2 separate regions of the Homo sapiens genome follow, and region 1 is linked to region 2. The links are chromatin loops, found by intact Hi-C in ENCODE. Cell type or tissue: HCT116. All regions are shown on one strand. Links, peaks and the distances in the headings refer to the core of each region. The heading gives the core; the rest is flanking DNA. Region 1 overlaps LOC124900804 (a long non-coding RNA gene). Region 2 overlaps FSTL5 (follistatin like 5).

Evidence for each region. Peaks named below come from ENCODE experiments on the same cell type or tissue, not always from the same donor. Only the 100,000 strongest peaks of a DNase experiment are listed, where the experiment ranks them.
Region 1: a loop joins it to region 2, with 2.8 times the contacts of the local background. A loop is called at or near these places in 4 of 110 quality-filtered maps.

The regions. Positions count from the first base shown.
Region 1 is chr4:162,460,808-162,463,740 of GRCh38, reverse strand. It overlaps LOC124900804 (a long non-coding RNA gene), which reads right to left. Exons shown (of 2, transcript XR_007058353.1): 2 at 1,808-1,985. Among named protein-coding and RNA genes, the nearest start is that of FSTL5, 300 kb to the right of the region's middle. In HCT116, for the core only: a CTCF peak has its summit at 1,602 (motif pointing right); a DNase peak (open chromatin) is centred at 1,550.
Region 2 is chr4:161,553,516-161,556,448 of GRCh38, reverse strand. All of the region lies in intron 8 of FSTL5 (follistatin like 5), which reads left to right. Among named protein-coding and RNA genes, the nearest start is that of FSTL5-AS1, 470 kb to the left of the region's middle. RefSeq lists an enhancer at 581-690. In HCT116, for the core only: no CTCF peak of the experiment used is centred there; no DNase peak of the experiment used is centred there; H3K4me3 peaks cover 868 bases; H3K27ac peaks cover 1,862 bases.

The DNA.
Region 1 (2,933 bases), core at 342-2,841, 910 kb before region 2:
CAGCCACTAATGACTTTAGAATAACCCCTTTAAAAATATTTTCTTCATGGTTTTCATACACAAATTTGTAAGGTCAGTATGGTCACAAGAAAACATTTGCTAACAACGTCAAAATTAATCATAAACAGGAGAATAGAGTTTCCTTTGTAGATGATTTTCTGTATTATCCTACTTGTAAAGGAGCCATAAAAGAAAACTGCTCACTAATTGTACATTAAGAAATTATCCCCTGAGTCCTCGTTAATTTCTTCTTGACAGGTTCAGTCACAGTTCCCATAAGATGTCAGAAAAGGTAAGTCAAAAATGAGAAAATGTCAGTTGTGTTCTCATAAATTTCTTTTCAATCAACTCTTTCGTAAATACCTCACTAACTCTATCTCATCTTCAACATTAAAAGGAAAATAAATGTGCTGTGTTGCGCTGTAAGCTTGGCTTATGAAAATAAATTCTCACTTAAGAGAGCTTTGTTTGTGTCATCTACACAGAAGGGACTAAGTGATCAAAATTTTGAGCAGGAATACATGGATAAAAAGTACTAATGAATACCAGGTGGATAAAAAGCACTAATGAATACCAGGTGTTTGATGAGATTCATTTTTTTTTCTTAAATTACGCAAGTGTCAATATACTGCCTACGGAAAAAAATGCTTTAATAACAGAACTATTCTACTCAGCATGGAAGTAACACACTAACTAATTTTCTATAATGACTAGCCCACTGGGACAGAACGATTTATAGTCAGGAGAAACCAGTATAACAAAAGAATAAATTTGGTTTGTCTGAATTGGACTTACTACTGCTTTTAGAATTTTTCTTCTAATCTTTGCAAATGAGATCTATATATCAATCGATCAATCTGTTTATCCTTCTATTTGATATATTTCTATTGCGCTAATATATCTTGCTTTCTTCTTTTTGAGGTATTCATTATCATCATTATTTAACACTCTGAAATTACTTTGAATGTTATAATGTACAGAATAAAAGTAATATAGGAGATAAAGTATGGGGAAAAACAAACACCTACAGTAATTTGAAAGTGTGGAATGTAAACATTTATAAGGTGGCACCAGATTAGTTGTTCTAAAAGAAAATAATTTTGCATAAAGTGTTGTGTGAGCATTGCTAATCGCCTCCTATTTCTTTTGCTCAGTTAAGACAGTTGAAGCAGGGAATATCATGGGGAGCGTATGAGGTGAAAAAATGCAATGCACTTTACACTAAAACTATGCTGAAAGTAAGTTTTGCTGAAAGTAAATTATTAAGAATTTAGAAATTTTTTAAAATAAAATTTGAAAAGCATAATATTAAATATTTTATTAAAGGACACTAAGCTTAGAAATAATGTAGCAAAAAAAGAAGATTTTTAAAAACTTTTTATATTAAAATAAACATGTTTTCTCTAGGATAAGTGGTTATCTAGTGAGATAATAGGAATGATAAAAAATTTTTGTCAATATTAAACAGCTAATATTCAAGAGCTTAGAATATATCTGTGTACATTTCAAATATAGCTCATCCTTAAAAGAATAAAACTACAAAATAATCTGGGAAGTTATTCAAGTCACCAATAGATGGCAGAAGGAATTTATATTTTGGGTTACTTTAAGGACTCTGCCAAGCTATTCCAATAATGCACTGAAAACAATGTTGACTTTAAATTGTTATATTTAACTTTAGTCAGCAACATTCATCAAAGTTAATTGTAAATTTATATACACACATATACATACACATCAATGTATCTATATATTCACGTATTATCTCTCAATTGCTGTGTAACAAATTACTTCAAAACTTCAGAACTTACAACAAACATTTAAACATTTATTATTTCACACAGTTTCTGAGGGTTAGGAATGTGAACATGACTTAGCTGGGTGGTTGTGGCTCAGCATCTCTCATGAAGTTGCACCAAGTTGTCAGTCGTGACTGCAGTCATCTGAAGACACTGGGCAATCTCTTTTCAAACCCATTCCTGTGGCTGATAGAAAGAGGCTTCAGTTCCCAGCTAGGTGGGTCTCCTAATAGGCTATACACAACACACGGATGCTGACCTCACCCAGAGTGAGGGATGAAAGAAAGAGAAAGAGAATGACAGCATAAGCAAGCAAGAGCCCAATGACAATCTCTGCTCAGTGTTTATAACCTAACCTGTAAATTACACAGCGTAACTTCTGCTTAATCAACTGGTTGCATAGACTTACTCGGTGTAAAATTTGGAAGAGGAACTGTACAAATTACAAGGTGGCAGTGGAGAGATGCATCTTGGGTGCTAATAGATATCTATATCCATATCTATATCTATATCTATATCTATCTATATCTCCTCTTCATGTTCAGTTTTGTTATTCTTATACCGCATTCAATATTTCTCTTTCTGTAATTGAAAATACCCTTTTCCATCTTTCTACTCACTAGATTTTTTTCTGTTCTTTTCTTACATTGATCATTCCTTTCTTTCTTTCCTTTCTTCCTTTTGATCAACACTTGCCATGTCCAACAAAAGTGAAATGAGCACATAAGCATAAATATGTAAGAAAAATCCTGGTTTCTTGAATAGAACATTTTTAAAACTTTTGAGAATAGAATGTCAGAGGAAACATTGTTTATTATTCATGGATACAAATGGGCTTTTCTCATCACCAAGGACAATATTTAACATAAAAGTCTTCCTGGATTTCTAATTTACTTCCAGTAAATTCATGACGATCTTCACCTAAGTGTCTGGACATGTCGGACAGGGTCACTTTAGAGTGAGGATAAGTTTTTTTGTTAGAGATAAAGTCATTTCTACAGGTAAAGTCAGCATGTGAGAATTAGGAGTGTAGGGACAGAGATGCAAAATTTTTTAAAGCGTCAACTAATGTAAAACTAGTTTTAACAATGTTTTTAAAGCAGAACTATGAAGTTGAAGGAGTAGTAATTAGAA
Region 2 (2,933 bases), core at 254-2,753:
CAAGACATGTTATATTTTATAGTCTTACATGTTGTTAAAATTCTTCTGTTTCTTACACAAACGGTGGTAGAAAATAAGGCTAGCTAGAGAACTAGCTGTAAGAAAAGTTATAAACAAAAGCTTCCAGAATCATATATATTTTGCAACACATTTTAATATAATATTGAAAGACAAATGTTTTCTTTATGTTTAAGCCCTAATGCAATGCTTTCATTACCTTCTAGTTGCAAAAATTGGCTATTTACAGGGTATATATATACAAACACACTATTGAGGTGCAAATGTGAGTTAAAAAAAGAGCTGAGAAGGTGTTTGATCTGTTTAAAATGTGTTTAGACACAGCTTTGACTAAATCTATTCCTAGATTGTATTTAGACAGGGTTTACATTTGCATCTGGAACATTTAACCAGTTTGGAATACGTCATGCTTCCACTTCCTCCCTCTAGTCTTGACAAACATTGTTGATCAATTATAGTTTTCTTGCGTGTTGAAACAGTTCATGGGCTTAGACAGGTTCAATTCCCATCTAAGTTCATTTCTACTAATCAGTTGGTATTGACAAGTGAAATTAAACACATTTTCTGTTCCTCTTATTAAGTCTTAGACATTCTCTGTGTAGCCAGCAGAAAAACCCCTCATATTTTCAAAAACAACAAAACATGTGAGTAGACACCAAACCTTTGCTTGCTGACTCATGCCTAGCAATGGGCTGGGAATTTACCAGAGAGTGTTTCCTTTAGTCCATTTAATCCTCAGAAGAGTTTCAAATTTTACAAATGGAGAAATCAAGACTCAGAAATGGGATATTTTATCCCTTACAGCATAGCAGAAAGTATTAGAGATGCGTTCAAATTTTCTGCTTAGGAGGAGGTTACTGTAACATATCAGCTACACAACTCCTGCCTCAAATAATCACTTTGAGAACTCCTGATCTCTAAATTAGATATACATTAAATAAAATTAAATAAAATCTGTCAAAAAGAAACCAGCATCATCCAGCATGTGCCAGGCTATGTTTTTTTCTCATTTATTCTTTCTTTTCTTTAGGTTTAGAGAAACGACATCTTGTGTATTATCATCTGAAACGCTTTTGTTATATTTTCTTTTGTGTTTCAGAGAGCATTTCTTAAAATGGTGACTTTTGAGACTTTGAAATTGAGGATTAAAAAGGCCACTAACTTTAAATATTAGTAGACTACATCTAAGTTAATTAAATTAGGGTGAACTGTCTCTTTCAAAATAGGTTAAAGCATTGTAATTTCTTACAATGTCATATGATAAATAGGAAGACCCAATTAAAAAAACTCACCGAAGTTTATGACCCTAAGAATGTTGCTCTTAATTTATATTTTGCCTCCAACATTTGTTGCATCCTCTACACTTTCATGAAGACTGCAATAATGTGATCAGAGAGTTTTGTAATATTGACAAGAGGCAGTGTGAAAGTCATGAATATAAAAAGACTGCTTTGGGACAAAGTTAAAGAGAAATTGATGGCTTTAATAATGTCAGACAAAAGGCATTGGACAAGCTCAGTAGCATTTAAAATATTTATTAAACCGAGTCTGTAATTTTTCATAGGAAAGTTGCTTTAATGACAAAGGAAGTCATAATACAAACAGAACAATCCAGCTGCCGCTGTGAGTCAGCACTACTTCAGAGACATTTATATTCTTACCCTCAAGCTTTCTTAGAACCTTTTCGAACAGTTGCAGCTGTGTGAATAATTTGTGGAAGAGCCATGATAGAATTCTTCAAAAGAATACAAGATAATAGCATCAAGAAAAAGGAAAAAATAGTCAGTGCTTAGTTGTTTACTTACCAGTGACCTGACGATTCACCTTAAATTCATTTTTGTTTTCAGTTAGAATGAAGTCACTGTATTGGGTCAGTGATCCCTGCCTCTTGACTAAATTCAGGCTTCCAAAACAGCCAGTTATGCTGTCTCCATACTCTGCGGCAATAATGCAGAAACTTCTAAAGAAAGATCAGTGTATGAAAGTATGAAGAATGAGAAAAAAGTAAGACTTAGCCTTACAGAGATTTTTTTTTCACATTAGAATCTTTCTAATATTGGATTAGAAGCATCATTACATTAAATAAATTCTATTAGATTCTTCCTAATGTAGAGAGAAGTACTGGTCTAGTCTAATGCAGTTAAGTTGCTGTGGGCCTTTGAGAAATATATCTATCTACCCTTCCTTTTTTTTTCCTACTATCATCATAAGACACATCATGGTTTTCGGATGATAAATGTTTACAAGGATTCCATATAAACACCAAAGTTTCCAGAAAGAAAAACCTGTGTAAATGTAAATATACTTTATTTTATTTAGTTTCCTCCATTTTTCATTTCTACTTTTTTAAGTATCAGAACCTCACCTTCATTTCTAAATTTGTGTAATGTTAAAATGTACTAGTCTTATGTATTCTTAGAGCAATTGGTCATGTGTATATAGTATCTGATTATTTACATTTGATGCTCTAAGAACCATCAGATGAACTAAATAAAATTTTATTAGATTTGTTTGATTTATTTAAATGATGATGTCGTTTTTAAACTGAGCAATAGTTCAGTTTCCTTGAAAAGTTACATATATTTGAGATGCATTATTAATACTGCTCTGAAATACTATAAATGCACTAATTTATTTGACCTTTACTTTTAAAATATGATTTTTTTCCAGGATCTCTAATATGCCTTATACATTATAGCTAACAATCTAATTCATAATTTAATGAATGTGGATGCCAAGTAGTCAAATTCCAGTAGACACTTTTATAAAGACATATATTATATTATTAGGACCATATGAGACAATTTAAGCTAAGAATGTATTTTTTTTTCAATGCTCCACTTGGCTAGTTTCAACTCGAACCTATCACTCATTGGATGTGTAATATAGAAAAGAGAGCAAGTGAGTGATGGAGA